Linked DNA regions of Mus musculus: region 2 is linked to region 1. Evidence: chromatin loops called from intact Hi-C (ENCODE). Cell type or tissue: left cerebral cortex. All regions are shown on one strand.

Evidence for each region. Peaks named below come from ENCODE experiments on the same cell type or tissue, not always from the same donor. Only the 100,000 strongest peaks of a DNase experiment are listed, where the experiment ranks them.
Region 2: it touches region 1 in a loop (2.1-fold over the local background); 2 of 42 quality-filtered maps call a loop at or near these places.

Annotation. Positions count from the first base shown.
Region 1 is chr2:129,796,217-129,804,216 of GRCm38, reverse strand. It overlaps Stk35 (serine/threonine kinase 35), which reads right to left and starts at 3,700. Exons shown (of 4, transcript NM_183262.3): 1 at 3,371-3,700; 2 at 2,213-2,813. The coding sequence starts at 3,676. Stk35os1 (serine/threonine kinase 35, opposite strand 1) reads left to right here and starts at 2,758. Exons shown (of 1, transcript NR_029452.1): 1 at 2,758-5,848. In left cerebral cortex, CTCF peaks have their summits at 2,513 and 3,725; DNase peaks (open chromatin) are centred at 2,708, 2,935 and 3,665; H3K4me3 peaks cover 3,340 bases; H3K27ac peaks cover 2,060 bases.
Region 2 is chr2:129,670,367-129,678,366 of GRCm38, reverse strand. No RefSeq gene overlaps it. Among named protein-coding and RNA genes, the nearest start is that of Pdyn, 26 kb to the left of the region's middle. In left cerebral cortex, a CTCF peak has its summit at 3,242 (motif pointing left); DNase peaks (open chromatin) are centred at 514, 2,942 and 3,258.

The DNA.
Region 1 (8,000 bases):
ACAAGGAACAGGGCAGAGTATGGTTGCAAAGGACTTTGGGGTTAAGGAAAGCTTTGGTATCGCTGGACATCAATAGCATGCTATAAACTCAGGGCCCGATCAAGACTTGGATACTTAAGTCAAGAAAACGTACCCTGGAGAAATTTGAGTCTCTGTTTTCCACTTTAATGCTAGCAAGCTATGTATGTATTATCCACTAAGCAGACGTATGACATGTAAGCTTAGCTGTCATTTTCTAGAGTAGAGGCAATACATATTAAGACTCTGAATTAAAACAGGGAATATTAAGTATGTGGCCCACAGGGGAAAAAATTCACTAGTTTTAGCACACAAAGGGGGGATGAAAAAACTAGGGTAGCTTTCAACCTACTATTCCGGCCACACAGGCAATGTGTTCCATAGTCAAAGTTTGGGAAACTACAGTAAGAACCCAAATCTCTAAGAAGATGAAGATGGAAGAAATTCAGAAAGTAGTCTGAACGTAATGAGGCAGTGGATTCTTTATAGATTACCGACGTTCCCAACATGTACAACCTCTTGGCAGAGATCCCCATCGTAGGATAAAGGCACACACACTCCCTGTGGGTTGTCAACTTGCCATGTTAGCTCAGAACAAGCAACGACTGCATGTAAGTCCCAAACTCCAGGGAGTTAAACACTTGCTACTCTGCCACTATTTACTGTAAAATTCTTTTTAAAATGCTGTCTGTGAAGAAAGTTTTAAAGTATTTGTGTATTGGAAGAATTAACAAGGACTGCTAGCTTAAGTTCCAGTTTCAAGCTGGCAACATCAATGAACTGAGGTTAGAAGATACTGTTTGGCAATGCAAATTCACACAGCCCAAGGCAGTTATTGAAATATCAACCAAACATTTGCTAAGCATGTTTCATTCATTTGTACTCAAGTAATCGGTGTGTAAAAGAACTAAGAAAGTAACTGATGAGACTGAAGGCAAAGTAGAAGGTGCTACCTAGGAAATCTTCAAGGATCCACCCTCCTGGAAATGATGACAAGCAGGATGGGAAAGGCCCCCAGAGAATTCCATCACACTATCCAATCCACTGTTAAATGACTTTAAAACTCTGCAAGGAGTTCTCCTGGGACCTTACAATAAAATCTGACAGGTGCTCCAAAAAGACTTTAGGAAATCTAGCCCTAAATCCCACCCAGTCTGCTAAATTCAACCTCAGATAGGGAAGGAAGGCAGCAATATATCTGCAAAGATCTGTGAGGGCCATGCTGGCTTACAAATACTTCAAGGACACAGGAATTTGGAGGCCGGAGTCCCACTCTTTCAAGCTGATTAACCTTAATCGAGCTGTGTTTGTGCCCACTAGGCTGAGTTCCTCTATTTATAGAGCAGAAGCTTAATTTACTGTTACAGATATTATCCAAATCGTAGCGCTCAGATTATATAGCTGGGATTGCGACTGTCCAATTTCCCTCGCCCTACCCCCTGCCCCAGGAACTCAAGACACTTGCAGCCCACTGCCTCTTCTCTAGTTTACACAGGAAGGCAAGGTGTTTGGCCTCCTGGAGCCCCATGGTTCTGCAACAATCACTGCTCAGACAGCCCCAGGGGTTATGAAAACAACTGAGATTGTAACAGGGCAGGGAAAGCTGCAACCTGTTTTGTTATGCGACAGCTCTTGGCCCACCTGAGGGGGTTATTACTGGGTGCGTGAGTTATTAACCTGTGGTGCCCTCAGGGACTAAACCAAGAACCAACTGAATGATTGTCTGCTCTCGGGTGAAGGGTTGGGGTTCTCGGAGGAAACCTCACACTTGAAGACAAGGTTTGGGAACAGAATTGGAAGAAACTAGAAATCAGGAAAGGAGAATGGCATGGGTGGGTCTGCTACTTTTTTTCCCCTCTAGGTTCTGATGAGAAAGAGGCATGAGGGGGCTTCTGCAGTTCTACCAACTACTTTGAATCCCACCAGGACTACTCTTCATCCATCTTTTAAAATGCTAGGCTTGTAATTATGGCTCACACCTACTGAGTGAGTACTTAAAAAGATCAAGGTTAGCACTTGGTGAGCTTGTTAGGGAATGTCAGCTAACGGCTGGGGAACAGACTGATTTCCTAGCAAGAAAGAAGGTCCCAAAGCCGGGTCAAGGACCTTAGCGAGCCAGAGACAGTTATTAGAACTGAGTGGTTCTGAGAACAAGGGGGTCCAGGAGAGGGCAGGACTGCCGGCTGTAGTCTACCTTTGAGCGAGGTCTCCACCAGGCGCAGGTAAAGCTGTGAGTTCTTGTTGCCGTGACTCATGCGCTGGGCTAACCCGTTGCGCTGTAGGACGCACTCCTCAAACTGCACGATATTCTGGTGCCGCCGCTTGAGACTGGTGAGGGCCCAGAATTCTGCTAGTGCCAACTCCACGTTCTCGGGAGCGTCGCAGCGGATCTTCTTGACTGCCACCCTGGCCCCACTGCGCCCAGCCACAGCCTCATAAACCACGCCGTAGCTGCCGCGCCCGATCTCCGCCAAGAGGCTGTAGCGCGGCCGTGCAGGAACATCCCCGCCGCCGCCATCCGGCCGCCGCCGGGCCAGGAAGGCCTCGCCCGGGACCTCGGCCCCAGCCGGATCCATGGCCTGGGCCGCCGGCCTCAGCTTCTCGCACAGTACCCGCTGGACTGGGCTTCGCCTTTTCCGCTCCGGGCTTTTTGTCCCTCTGCGGGCTCCGTTCTCTTTCCCCGTTTCCATGGCTGCGGGGGGCGGGGGGAGCAGCAACGGCGCCGCCCGGGCCCCCCTTGCCTCATCCCTCCGTCTAGCCCCGAGATGTGGAGGAGCGGGACCTTGGATGGTGATCTAAGGGCGAGAGGGAGAAGTTAAAACCCACCGGGCCGAGAAGGGTAGATGAGGAACTTAAAGCGTCCGGCGTCCCACCTCCGCCGCCGGTCGCGGCCCCTTTAAGAAGGAGCCACCGTCTCGAATTGAACGGGGGAAGGGAAAGGAAAGCGGGAAAGACGGAACCACCGGGAAGTACCGAGGGAGGACCGGAAACCGAAGCGCAAACCGTCCCCTCTCGCCGACTTATCCGTCAGGAGCAGAAAAAATAAATAAAGCCGTAGGGATCGTCCCCATCGAAGACGGCCGGCTTAAACTTTCCTGGGGCTTAGCCCCCTCTCAACGGCCCCTCCCCACGTCCTACCCGGGCTTCTCCCGGTGTAAACAGTCCCGTGAATCAAACCCAGGAGAGCCCGGCGGGACGACCCAGACCCCCGGGGACAGCGGGCGAAGGGAAACCGGCTAAAAGATCGGCTTCCGAGGACGACAGGCGGAGGCCCCGGTGACGCCCCCGGGACTACGGTGGGGCGCCGGGGCTCCCGCTTCGGCCCTCCCTTCCTCCCTCCACTCCCTCTTACCTGGCCGGCGCTGTTCCTCTTCCGGGCGAACCGGTTCCCCCTTGGAGCCCGCGCCGGAGGATGGTCCGTTCCGAGCCGGGCTTGTCTGCAGAGCCGGGTAGGGCGCGAGGCGGGGAGCCTGGCTGAGCGTGTAGCGCGTCGCGGCGCTGCTCTTGTGATGACAGCAACGCTCCCGGGGGAGGCCTCGGCTTCCAGGTTCCCGTGGCCGTCCCCGAGTTCACGCCAGCTGAGCACTTTACGTAACCTCTTTATGTAAGCTGCACCTCCCGCCGCCGCTCTGGTCAGCGGAGATTCCTGGTGGCCCATCCCCCAGGAGGCCAGCGGAGAGCCGCGCCGCCTCTCTGCAGCCGAGGTAGACCCAGCCGCCGCGACAGCCCGGAACCAATCACTGGCGAGAACACCCAGCCAACAAAAAGAGCGCGCCAAAATCCCGCGATTTGTACCGAGGGCCTTCGCGAGGCGCCTGCACTCCGCAAACGCCTTTCCGGACTTGACCTGCATCGTACCTCTACGCCCGCACTCGGCACTTGATGCTGATTGGGGGAATGGCTTAGGTGTAATCGATTCACAGCTGAGACCAGGGTTAGAACGCTAATCTCCACGCCCACTAATGACCCCAATGATCTCAGCCGCACTTAATCCTCAGTATCCTTCTCTGCCAAACCCGGGTGGTCCGCACTTCCAAGGTTGCAAAGGACCAAGTGAAATATGATGGCTGGCTAATTGAGTGCCTGATATAAGCTGCTTTGGGCTTGGATTTTGATACCCTTCACCCCGGCCGCCCATTGTGGTGGGAGGGAGCACAATGGCTGTGTAGTTAAGAATGATCTTGAACTTTTCCTCTTGTCTTCATCTCCCGAGTAATGGGATTAAAGGCGGGCACCACCACACCCAATTTATACACCCTATTTGTTTGTACAGAGCTAGGAATCCAAGGGTTTTGTGCATGCTAGACAGGCACTTTACAAAGCTACATCTCCAGCCCCTAGGCGTGGTTTTTTAAAGTATTTTGTACCCTGCTTTGTACTCCAATGCCTAGAAGGTGCCCAGTATTTTGTTAGCTGATATTGAAGGACAGTAACTAGAGTTTCTGCTACACACTATTTTAAGTCTGGGGAAAAAGGAGTAGACACGACAGTCTTTGCCTTAATTGCGACTCTTGACACTGGAGGAGACAGTCAACCTTGTGTCTTCGTAGATGTCTCACAGTTAAAGTACTTAGAACAGTGTTAAAATACACACAAGACAGATTAAATGTAATGTAAAACAATAAACAAGAGTTTCTAGAATTTCTATAGCTTTTCTGTATGTAAGTGGTCACATATACACACAAGGTGTAAGAATAGTAAAGTCTCATCTTTTTTTTTGCCAGAATTACATTGTTTTGCTATATTTTCATGTTCTGTGCACAAATATGTATGTATGAATGTATACATGTTGTAAATCCTTTTATATTTATAAGATATATATGTATACATATATATATATATACACACACACACACATATATATATACACACACACAAATATATGTGTGTGTGTGTGTTTTTTTCCCAAGGACAAAGATACTCTCTAGCACACTCTCAATACAGTGCAGAACCATGAACAATGCCATGCTTTTGTTTACTATGCCATCTCAAGGTTTACCGATTGTCCTTTCCTTTCTCTTCTAGTCCAATATACGAGTCCTCAGCACCTAGCCTTATTGGATAAGGATTCCAACAGCCTCGTTGTTAACCGAAACTCCTTTACTTCTTTTCCTTGTTGTTGCTGGGTTGTTGGGTTTTTTTTTTTTTTTAATTGGTGGTGATTTGGGTTTTTTGTTTTTTGTTTTTGTTTTGTTGGTTGGTTGGGTTTGTTTGTTTGTTTGTTTGGAGACAGGGTTTCTCTACTTAGCTTTGGCTGGTCTTAAACTCAGGGATCTGCCTGTCTCTGCCACCCAAGTGCTGGGATCAAAAGGTGTGCACCACCATACCCAACCTCACAATTTAAACAACTTAAATTTCTTTAAAGGGTTCATCTTCAAATATTGTTACTAACCTATTGGGGGTTATAGGTTCAACACATGATTCTGAGGTAGGACCACAATTCAGTTGGCAGCAATCTCTTTAGAAAATGACACTCATCTGAGTAATGAATAGCAAGAAGCCAGTCATGCCACAACTAGTGGTGGGGCATTGCAGGGAGAAGAGACAGCAAGTACAAGAGTGGCCAGGGAGATAACCTTGGTCAATTAAAGAGACTATTAGAATGTAAAACAGCCTGGGTAATGGCTCAGTGTGAACCTGATGACTTGATTTCAATCCCCACCCCACCCCCCAAGCTGACAAAAAGGTGAAAAGAGAATCAACTCCACAAAGTTGTCCTCTACCCTGGTACCCACAATCCTACAGAGATGGTGATGAACCCCAGAGGCTCAGAGGTATGAGTCCCCTGCAGCTGTTGAATTAGCTAATAAAATACTTTCACATTTGATTCTTAAATTTGGACTTGCTTAAATTACTAAAGTAATCTTCACTTGCTTTTATGCTTGATAGCTAACATTTATGAGCAGTTTCTATCTTCCTGGCATAGAGAGTGACAAAGAGTATTTATGACATCCTTGAAAACATAGTTTCTTTCAAAGTTAAATGTATATGTCTGCCTGTGGCCTAGCTAGTTCCCAGTCTAGAGGTTTACCCAAGATAAATGAAAACTTAGATTCACAAATAGACTTTTGTATAAAACTATTCATGGTGGCTTTTCCCATGACAGTCAGAAACTGGAAGGTACTACTATGTTTGTCAATACACAAATAGATTGTGTTACTTCCAGATAGTGGGAACAAAAGGGGAACTGAGACTCTATAGCATGGAAGAATTAAAAAAAAAAAATGCAGGGTGAAAGAACCCAGGCACAAAAGAACACATGCCAAGTGAGTCCTACACCACTCGGGAAAAAAGCTCAGACTAATCTATACTAGAGAGGGATCAAAGAAGAAAAAAGGAAAACCTTTTGGGGGGGGTGAACAATAATGCTCATTTTTTTTTTTTTTTTTTTTTTTTTTTTTTTGGTTTTTCGAGACAGGGTTTCTCTGTATAGCCCTGGCTGTCCTGGAACTCACTTTGTAGACCAGGCTGGCCTCGAACTCAGAAATCCGCCTGCCTCTGCCTCCCGAGTGCTGGGATTAAAGGCGTGCGCCACCACGCCCGGCATGCTCATTATTTTTATGTGGTGATAGTTTTAATGGGAAATGCTAGAATACCTCAAATTGGGGCTGGCGAGTGGCTCAGTGGGTAAGAGCACTTGCTGCTCTTCCAAAGGACCCAGGTTCAGTTCTCAGCAATTACATGGCAGCTCACAACTGGCTGTAATCCCAGTTCCAGGGGATCTGACCCCCTCTCATAGACATACAAGCAGGCAGAACATTAATGTACATAAAAATAAGTAAATTATTTTTTAAAAGTTTTTAAAGAATGTCTCAAACTGTGTCCTTTTATGGGTTTAGTTTATGTATAGCCACCTTTCAGGCTTACCTCTAAAAAGCTCTAAAAATGGAGGCAGTAGGGAGAATGTTACATAATGTATGGTTCCTTTAATAGAAAGGGTGGCCACCGGCCTATGGTAGCAGAATGCCAGTGGTTGACTGCCAAGTGGCACAAGGGTGATAGAATTTGTGAATTGTACTACAATGAGATGTAATTAAAAGCTGGGAAAAAAAATGAAAGCCCCTCAACCAAGAAGATTTGTGGGTTTTGTTTTTGTTTGGGGGGTTTTCTGTTGTTTTCGTTTTAACCTTTAAAAAATGTTTTTTAGACTTTTTATCCCATGTATGTGGGTATACTGTTGCTGTCTTCAAGCACACCAGAAGAGGACATCGGATTTCCATTACAGATAGTTGTGAGCCACCATATGGTTGCTGGAATTGAACTCAGGACCTCTGGAAGAGCAGTCATTGCTCTTAACTGCTGAGCCATCTCCCTAGCCCTTCTGTTATTTTTGAGACAGGGTTTCTCTATGTAGCCCTGGCTGTCCTGGAACTGGCTTTGTAGACCAAGTTGACATCAAACCCACAAAGATCTGCCTGCCTCTGCCTCCCAAGTGCTAAGATTAAAGGCGTGCATCACTACACCTGGCTAAGATTTGTGTTTTAAAGAAGTTTCTGCGGACAGAGTGCTGTGTGATGCAGCCTGGCTTCACTCCTCCCACCCTTGGGTCCATAGTCTGAGACAAAGTCAAGAACCCTTCTCCTCCTATCTTCTGCCCTCCCCTGAATTTGGAGAGATGGAGCAAGAAGCTCTAGAAGAACTATGGGTGTAAGTCTGCTGTAGCTGTTAGATTACTTAATTTCTTTTTAGTTTGCTCAAATTACTAATATAACTATTTATTATTATGCCCAATAGCTAACATTTATGAGCATTTATGAAACTGACAACATTTATGGCATTGCAGAGAGGTGGTTTCTATCACCAGCCCATTTTACAGACAATGAAAATGAAGGTAAAAATTCTTCAACTAGATTTGGAAATGAGGCCCTAGGCTTCCCTGTACCCTTCCTGGCTTTAGCAAGGTGGTGCTAGGGGTGGGGGCGAGATATCATTTTAGAATGGATAGTTTGGAAAATCTCTGTGATAGGGGATCATGGAACAAA
Region 2 (8,000 bases), 130 kb after region 1:
GCACGGGGATGAAGACTTGGAGAATCCCATTGACTCAACAGCTATCAAGCTACTGGGGCATCATGGCCCAGGCTCCAGAAAGCTCCCTGGGTCTCTAACATCACAGTGTTTATGTAGAAAACCTGAGTCATGTCCCAACAACCACACTATGTCAGAATCTAGGTTGTATCTGAAAGCTAAAGAAACAGAGGCTGGGAGCAGGAGGAAGCTTGCATTCCTGGTCTGACCTGACTTTGGGAATAATAGAACACAGAGAGGGGAAAGATGTGGAGTTCAAGATGTCTGCCGTATCTATCAGAGTCCTAGCCTGGGCAGACAGCAAGGGCTAAAAGAGCTTCATAACTCAATTAGGCAGTAAGGAAATTAGTGAAGGAAGCCAGGTGACTTCCTAGTGGGTAGAGGGAGGGCAAGGCAGGGGTTGGGGATGGGTACTGTAGTCTCAGATTACACAGAGTTAATGAGATGGCCAGAACCCAGCCATCCACAAGAGCCACTTCTTTAGAGAAAATGGAGTCCTTTGTTGACATGGCAACCATTTGAAAAAGGCTCTGCAGCAAGAGAGAACACCCTGCCCATCAAAGCAGCTCAGCGCAGCCCACGGGTGTATCAGGATACAATGTATCCAAGACCCTAAACAAAAATGGCTTAAAGCTCTCAGAAAAGTGAGGCTGGGGCAGCTTATGACCCTGCTCTGTTTAGCTTTTGCTGCATAAGCCGTCATAAAACTCAATGGCTGAAAACAATTATGTGCGCTGAGGAGTAACTCTCTGAGGGTTTTTACCTGGACGGAAATGGAGGGCTGCAGAGCTGGGGGACTCCACAGGCAGTCACTACATCTCCTGATGGTATATGCTTGGGCCAGGGTCCCTCATCTTCCAGCAGGTTAGACCAGTTTCCAATCGAGCATGACATTTCCAGTCAGCACTACAAGCAGGCAAATGTGAATGCTGCCTCAGACAACACCCAGTGCTGGTTTTGCCACATGTAATTGATGAAAGCAAGTCACGGGCAAGTCCACAGAGCGGGAGGAGGCAAGAAGGCAAGACCACATTCCCAGGAGGGAATGGTCTTACAAGGTAATCTCAGACTGCTCTACAAAGCTACCAGAATTCCAGGATCCTGCATCCTCACATTGCACTTAGTCTCCTAGGACTAATAGTGACAGAAGTTCAACCATGATGTCTATGGTCAAGGGGCAAGATGGAGGAACGGCTAAAATAGAGTGGGGAGGACACATATAGTAGTTATGTGTTCAGAAGGTGTTCTGGAAGCAGTCATACAATATTTCTGCTTAAACCTCACTGGCCAGATCTTGGCCACATATTCACTTTGTTACAAGGGATGCTGGGAAGTACCATCTTGGTTTCATGTAACCAAATGGTCAGGCAGGGAACCATGGGTATTGGCTTTGTTGCACATGGAACTATAAAGGGTGGTAACTCCCACAAGATGGAGAGCTTTTCTCTTTCTTGGGCAAATGCCTTTTAACCTCGCACACGTAGGCATTTGAGATGTAAAGTATTCACGACAATGGGGCGCTTCAGCATAGAGAATGAACAAATTAGCCTACGACTCTAATTTGAAATTTGTAATTGATTATAGACTTGTCGGTTTTCTGTTGAGGACCTGTGACCACTGGTGTGATGTACCAGAGGTCCTGAGATTCACTACACTTTAAGGTCTTAAATTGGATGTTCCAACGTGCTTTAAACTCTGGAAAGTTTTGCTTGTTAGGGCAAATAAGGAAAGTGTTTAAAAATGAAACCGAGTACATTAAATTAGTAAGTCCTGTGTTAAATGTTGAGGATAATTTAATTACCCACACTTGCAAAGGGGATAGATAGTTTTAATGGTGTTGACTATTAATCAAAAGTCCCTTGAAAGTGACTGCAAAGAAACAGACCAAGTTTTGAAAATTGAACTTAAAGGCTCAAGGACAACTGGGAGGTTTTTCTCAAGAAGCAATTGCAAGGCTCTGACTCTTAATTAAATAACAAGTACTTTGTTTCAAATTAAATAACAAGACTCTTTGCCTCATGACATCTCTGATCCCATGCAGAAGTAAGCTGGGCTTGGAGGTAACAAAGTTCCTGCTTGTCCCTTAGGCTCACACTCTGCCAGCCTGGGTGGGGAACTTTAAGGACCTGGAATTGGCTAGCAACAACAGAATGGGAAGAGAATGCAGGGAACAGGCACAGGAAGCAGGTACGGGGCAGATATAGGTACAGACAGACAGGTACAGGGACACCCAGACAGAGACAGACATGTATAGACAGGCACAGAGGGTAGGCACAGGTAGGTACAGCTGGCAGGCACTAGCAGGTACAGACAGGCACAGGGGGTAGGTGCAGGCAGGTGCAGTGCGCAGGTGCAGGCAGACATGGGGGTAAGCGGATGGGCAGGCACAGGTGCAGGCAGACATGGGGGTACGCGGATGGGCAGGCACAGGTGCAGGCAGACATGGGGGTAAGCGGATGGGCAGGCACAGGAGGCAGCCCAGACCCACCTTGCCGTCTCTACCTCCCAAACGAACACATTGCTCTTCACTGGAGACTTTGTTTTGGAGGAAAGGATCTGAAGGTACACCTGTATAAGAATGAGAGTTGGGACAGCCACGGAAGTCCTGAGGGGGTCTTTGAACAGAGGACAGTTTCCAGATTACCCCTAGGCTCTCTGCCTGGGAGGGGACATTTCTGCCCTAATAAAAATCAGAAGCAATCGTCACCGTTGTAGTGCCAGTTCCTGGTAGGGACACTGCTGCTTCCTATATTGACACCCGGTGCTCATCCAGCTGCTGTCTTCTCCAGAAACCACAACCTCACTCCCAGGCCACAGCCCTGTGTAGAATCTGGCTCGGAGCTAGGCGACAGCTGAGACCACTTTCTTGTTTTCACTCCGTGAAAGCAGGGCTGGCTGCCAAGAAAACTGGACTGGTAGTCACCCTCCTACTCAACGCTTAGGCTCTTTCCCTCCCTAGACTGCGCCCTTCCCCACAAGCCCTGTGTCTATGTAGAGTTGAGATACATGAAGTCCAGGCATACAGTAGGTCCTGGATTTACTTTTAGCGTCCTCTCCAGAAATCCAGTGTGCTTTATGAAGCTCTTGATAAGTCTCAAAAACAATCCTGCTCCTTTGCTACAGTCTCCACAGGTGCTTGGGGACTTGGGCATAATCACCTTGGGGTACACTATCTAAGCTCTAGAGCAAAGATGCATCCACCGCAGGGGGCAGTAACAAGCCAGGTGGCTGAAGCCAGCGGTATCTGATCTGGGCGCGCCCCCTTGTGGTCACCGGGATCAACACACTCGGGGGAGTTTTGTCACCATCTGGGTAGGCTTAAGAATCTAAATTCCAAAGTTTGGAGCTGAGACAAAAGGATGGACCATCTAGAGACTGCCATATCCAGGGATCCATCCCATAATCAGCCTCCAAACGCTGACACCATTGAATACACTAGCAAAATTTTGCTGAAAGGACCCTGATATAGCTGTCTCTTGTGAGACTATGCCCGGCCTAGCAAACACATAAGTGGATGCTCACAGTCAGCTATTGGATGGATCACAGGGCCCCCAATGGAGGAGCTAGAGAAAGTACCCAAGGAGCTAAAGAGATCTGCAACCCTGTAGGTGCAACAACATTATGAACTAACCAGTACCCCCAGAGCTCTTGTCTCTAGCTGCATATGTATCAAAAGATGGCCTAGTCAGCCATCACTGGAAAGAGAGACCCATTGGTCATGCAAACTTTATATGACTCAGTACAGGGGAACGCCAGGGCCAAAAAGTGGGAGTGGGTGGGTAGGGGAGTGGGGGGGGGAGGGTATGGGGGACTTTTGGGATAGCATTGGAAATGTAAATGAGGAAAATACCTAATAAAATATTAAAAAAGAAAAAAAAAGAATCTAAATTCCAACACTAAAAACTCTGGGTTTAAGGAGGGAACTCAGCAGTGCACTGATTATAAATGGGCAGTTATTGGCATTAAGACGAAAAGTCCTTGGGCTTTTGTAATTGTTGTTGAAATACCTTGTTCTTCAATGCTGTCTTCTTTTTGGCTAGAAATGATTAAGCAACTTCCCAGTTTCAAAGAAAAGGAAACCAGGCTTGGAATTCTTGAGCGCACCTGTGGACCTTGAACATGGATGACTACCTTTGGATTTCAGTTTCACTCAAGTACAAAACAATGCTCCTCTCCATCCACTCCAGTTTTCTCCACTTAAAAAAAAAGTATGAAGATAAATAGGGCTGCAGAGATGGCTCCAGGGTTAGAGAGCAACTGTTGCTTTTGTGAAGGACCCGGTTCAGTTCCTTGTACTCAAGTAGTAATTCACAACCATTTTAACTCCAGTTCAAGGGGATCCAATGCCCTTCTCTGACCTCCCTGGGTCAGGCATGGGTGTGGTGCACTCAAATACATCCAGGCAAACTAGGCATACATATAAAATAAGACTAGAAATTAAAACAGCCTATGATATTTGGTTATGTACTCTGCCCAGAGCTCTAGGGAAAGTTTAGAGTAATAACCGCGATGAAAGCAAGGGTGATAAACCATAAATGCTGAGGTGTTTGACTAACGTGGCCCTGAGTGATATTAAAAGATGACAAGGCAGTTTTTATTCGAGGACACTCATGGCTGAGGGTATATGGACCAATTCAATAGAGGGGTGTGGTAGTCACTATAGCTGGAAAATGGACTACACTCAAGGCCAGCTCTGAGGAGATGATTGAGGACATTGTATAAATACATACGTACATTATACACATTATTTCATTTCCTGCCCCCTGGGCCTGCCTGTACCTCTTGGCTTTGTTGTGGCTACAGTTGTGTGAGCAGAGGTCCATAATCAAGGAGTGGAATGGAGCTCAGCCAGCACAAAATTACCAAGAGAAACATTAGGGACAAGAGATTTCTTGGTCCACTGAGTTGATAGGGTTACCACTATCCTACCACAGGCCAGCATAATACCAGATGACATCAGTCACCAGGGATGGGGGCTCCTACAAAATGACAGTATGCTTGCTTGACCTGGAGTCTGGGAGGACAGAGAAATCTACTGAGCAGAGGACTTAGCTCCATCCATCCCTTCTCTTAATTACCTATCTTTTTGTTCGTTTATGTAATTGCTTAATTGATCATTCATTTGTACCTATATTCACCTACTCCCCATTGACTCAGCCTCTTTCTCATTTATTCCTCCCCTAGTCCATATACTTACCTATCTGTGACTGTATCTATCTGTCTGACCCTCTCTCCCTCCATCAATCCTCCATAAATGTATCTATCCATAGTCCTGCCTCCTTGCTCCTTCCCTCCCTCCCTCCTTCCCTTCCTCTTCCCTCCCATCTGCCTCCCCTCGGATTTTCACTCCTTCCCTCCCTCCATCTCTTCCTGCTTTCCTGCCTCTTCTTTCCCCTTGATTTTCCTTCCCACATTCTTCCACCAGGTCCCCCCCTCCACTTTCCATCTCATCTTTGAGTCCTCTCATTTACTCTAGAAGTTTACACATGGCTTAAATTCCAGTCCAGCATCTAGGCTACTCATGTCTAGTAATAGTGAGTGAAAAGATTGGGTGCTACATCACTGCGGTCAGATTGCAGGAACTGGGGGAGCTTAGAGGGATCTTGAGTCTTGGGAGTGGTTGGAGAAGTTCTTCCGTGGAACTGGGGACCTGTGGCAGGAGTTTGGAGACACAAGGACTGGCAGGAGACAGTGGAAGTCCATCTGCCTGACTCTGCCCTGTTTCTCTCCTAGGTATTTCCTTCTAAGAATTTTTGGGCTCTGCACATTGTGTGGCCAAGATTTGTGCTCTCTCTCTCCCCTACCCCTACTCTGGCATCCCCTGGAGAACAGTCATATAGTATTGCAAGACAGCCAGGCTGTCTCTAGTGTTCTTGGTGATAGCCCACTCTTTTCCAGTCATCACCACAATCAGTGTCTGGGTGACCCCTTGGTCTGTGCTTACACGCCAGGCTTCAGGGATGCCTTATAGAAATAGCTCCTAAAGAGGCTCCAACAGCCCCTCTTCTACTTCCCCCTCATGCTGATAGGTTTCCAGGCCTTTCAATTTCACTCTTCATTCACTCTCTCCAGGTCAGTCAGCCTGATGTGTACCTAATCCAAAGCTGAGTGATCCATGCCATCCCCCTGTCTCTCAGGGATCTCCCCAACCTCACACGGACATTCCTCTGCCTCCTGCGCTGCCTCTCTAAAGCTCTAGGATGCTGATAATCTACTTGAAAAAATACCTTTCAGTGAAACTCCTTTCCAGGCCAGGGATTAAACTCAAGCCCCTTGGGCAGACACTCGCAGCTCTTTCTCATCTGTACTTTCTATTTCTCCCAGGTTCTATCTTAGACGTTTCCTTCTATGCCTCCCAAAGCTCCCCCAGGGCACCTGCTCCTTCCTACCTCTCCAGAAGACTGGTGCTCATCTTTCAAACTATGGCTGGTGCTGGGACAACACTCACCGTGGTCTAGTGAGTCTGTCCATCTCCATGCAACAGGCTGAGAGCCTGTGATGGCTGATCTTCATTGTCAACCTGGCTGCCATGTGGGGGATGCACTTCTGAGTGTGGCTGTAAGAGGGTTTCCAGGGTTTTAACTGAGGAGGAGAGACACACCCTGAATATAGACAATACCATTCCAAGGGGCCGGTCCTGAACCAAATCAGAAGGAAAGGAGGTTTGCCCTTGGGCACCTGCATCCATCTTTGTCTGTTTGCTGACTGCGGCTGCAGATGGGGTTTGAGGCAAGCTACCTCACTCTCCTGCTGCCTCAGCTCGAGCTGAGCTAGCTACCATGCCTCCTCTGCCACAGTAATGATAAGACTTCCTTTCTTAAAGCCACCTGAGGAATTTTATCATAGTAACTGGAAGGGCAGCTATTACAAAGGATATGGGAGACTGAGTGTGGTAGGTGATTTGAGTAGGAACAGCCTCTATAGACTTATGTGTTTCAATGCTTGGCCCATAGGGAATGGTACTATTAGGAGGAGTGGCCTTGTTGGAGTAGGTGTGGCCTTGTTGAAGAAAGTGTGTCACTGTTGGGGCAGGCTCTGAGGTCTCATATGCTCAAGATAGGCCTAGTGTGGCACTCACTTCTGCTGCCTGTGGATAAAGATATAGAACTCTCTGCTCCTTCTCCAGCATCATGTCTGCCATGCTTCCTGCTGTGATGATAATGGACTGACCCCCTGAAACTGTAAGCCAGCCCCAATTAAATGTTTTCCTTTGTAAAAGTTATCATGGTCATGGTATCTCTTCACAGCAATAAAACCCGAACAAAGATACTGAGCCCTCTTAGAGTTTTTACTCCACACAGCATCTGGCAAACAGTAGGTATTCCGTGAACACAGGCAAGTAGATCAACACACTATCTCTATGGATGCCTGATTTGGATTAGATTAACATGGCCACAGCATGTGTAGAAAAATAGCATTTCAGAGCATGCCTCCCCTTCCTCTGGCTTTTATATATTTTTTTGATCCTTCTTTCTAATGTTTCCTGACCCTTGGAGGAGGTGATAGAATGTCCTGGTTAGCACTCAGTAGTCATCCATTTACTCTCAACACCTTTATAATTCTGAGTCTTTGTATTAACTATTGCATGAAGAGGTTTGGCCAGCACAGACAGCAGCACTAGTGTATGGATATAAACATAAATATTTATAAGGCACTTTAAAAACAAGTCCATTTAGCAAAATGAGAGTAGTAGCTGACCCTCTAAGGCCTGTGGCCTCCCCAGCCATGGGCTTATTATGATGCACACATTTCCTTCTGTGGAGTGGGGTACAAATCTGATCATGAAGCTGTTGGTTACCCCCATACCCACCATACCACTATTGCCCCACATCTCACCTGATCGGGTTTGTATCTGCATTAGACTGGTGACAACCTGCAAGGCACTCTCCAGTTCTGTGGAAGCTTGCTAACAGGGACGAAGTTATTTTATTTTATTTTATTTTATTTTATTTTATTTTATTTTATTTTATTTTATTTTATTT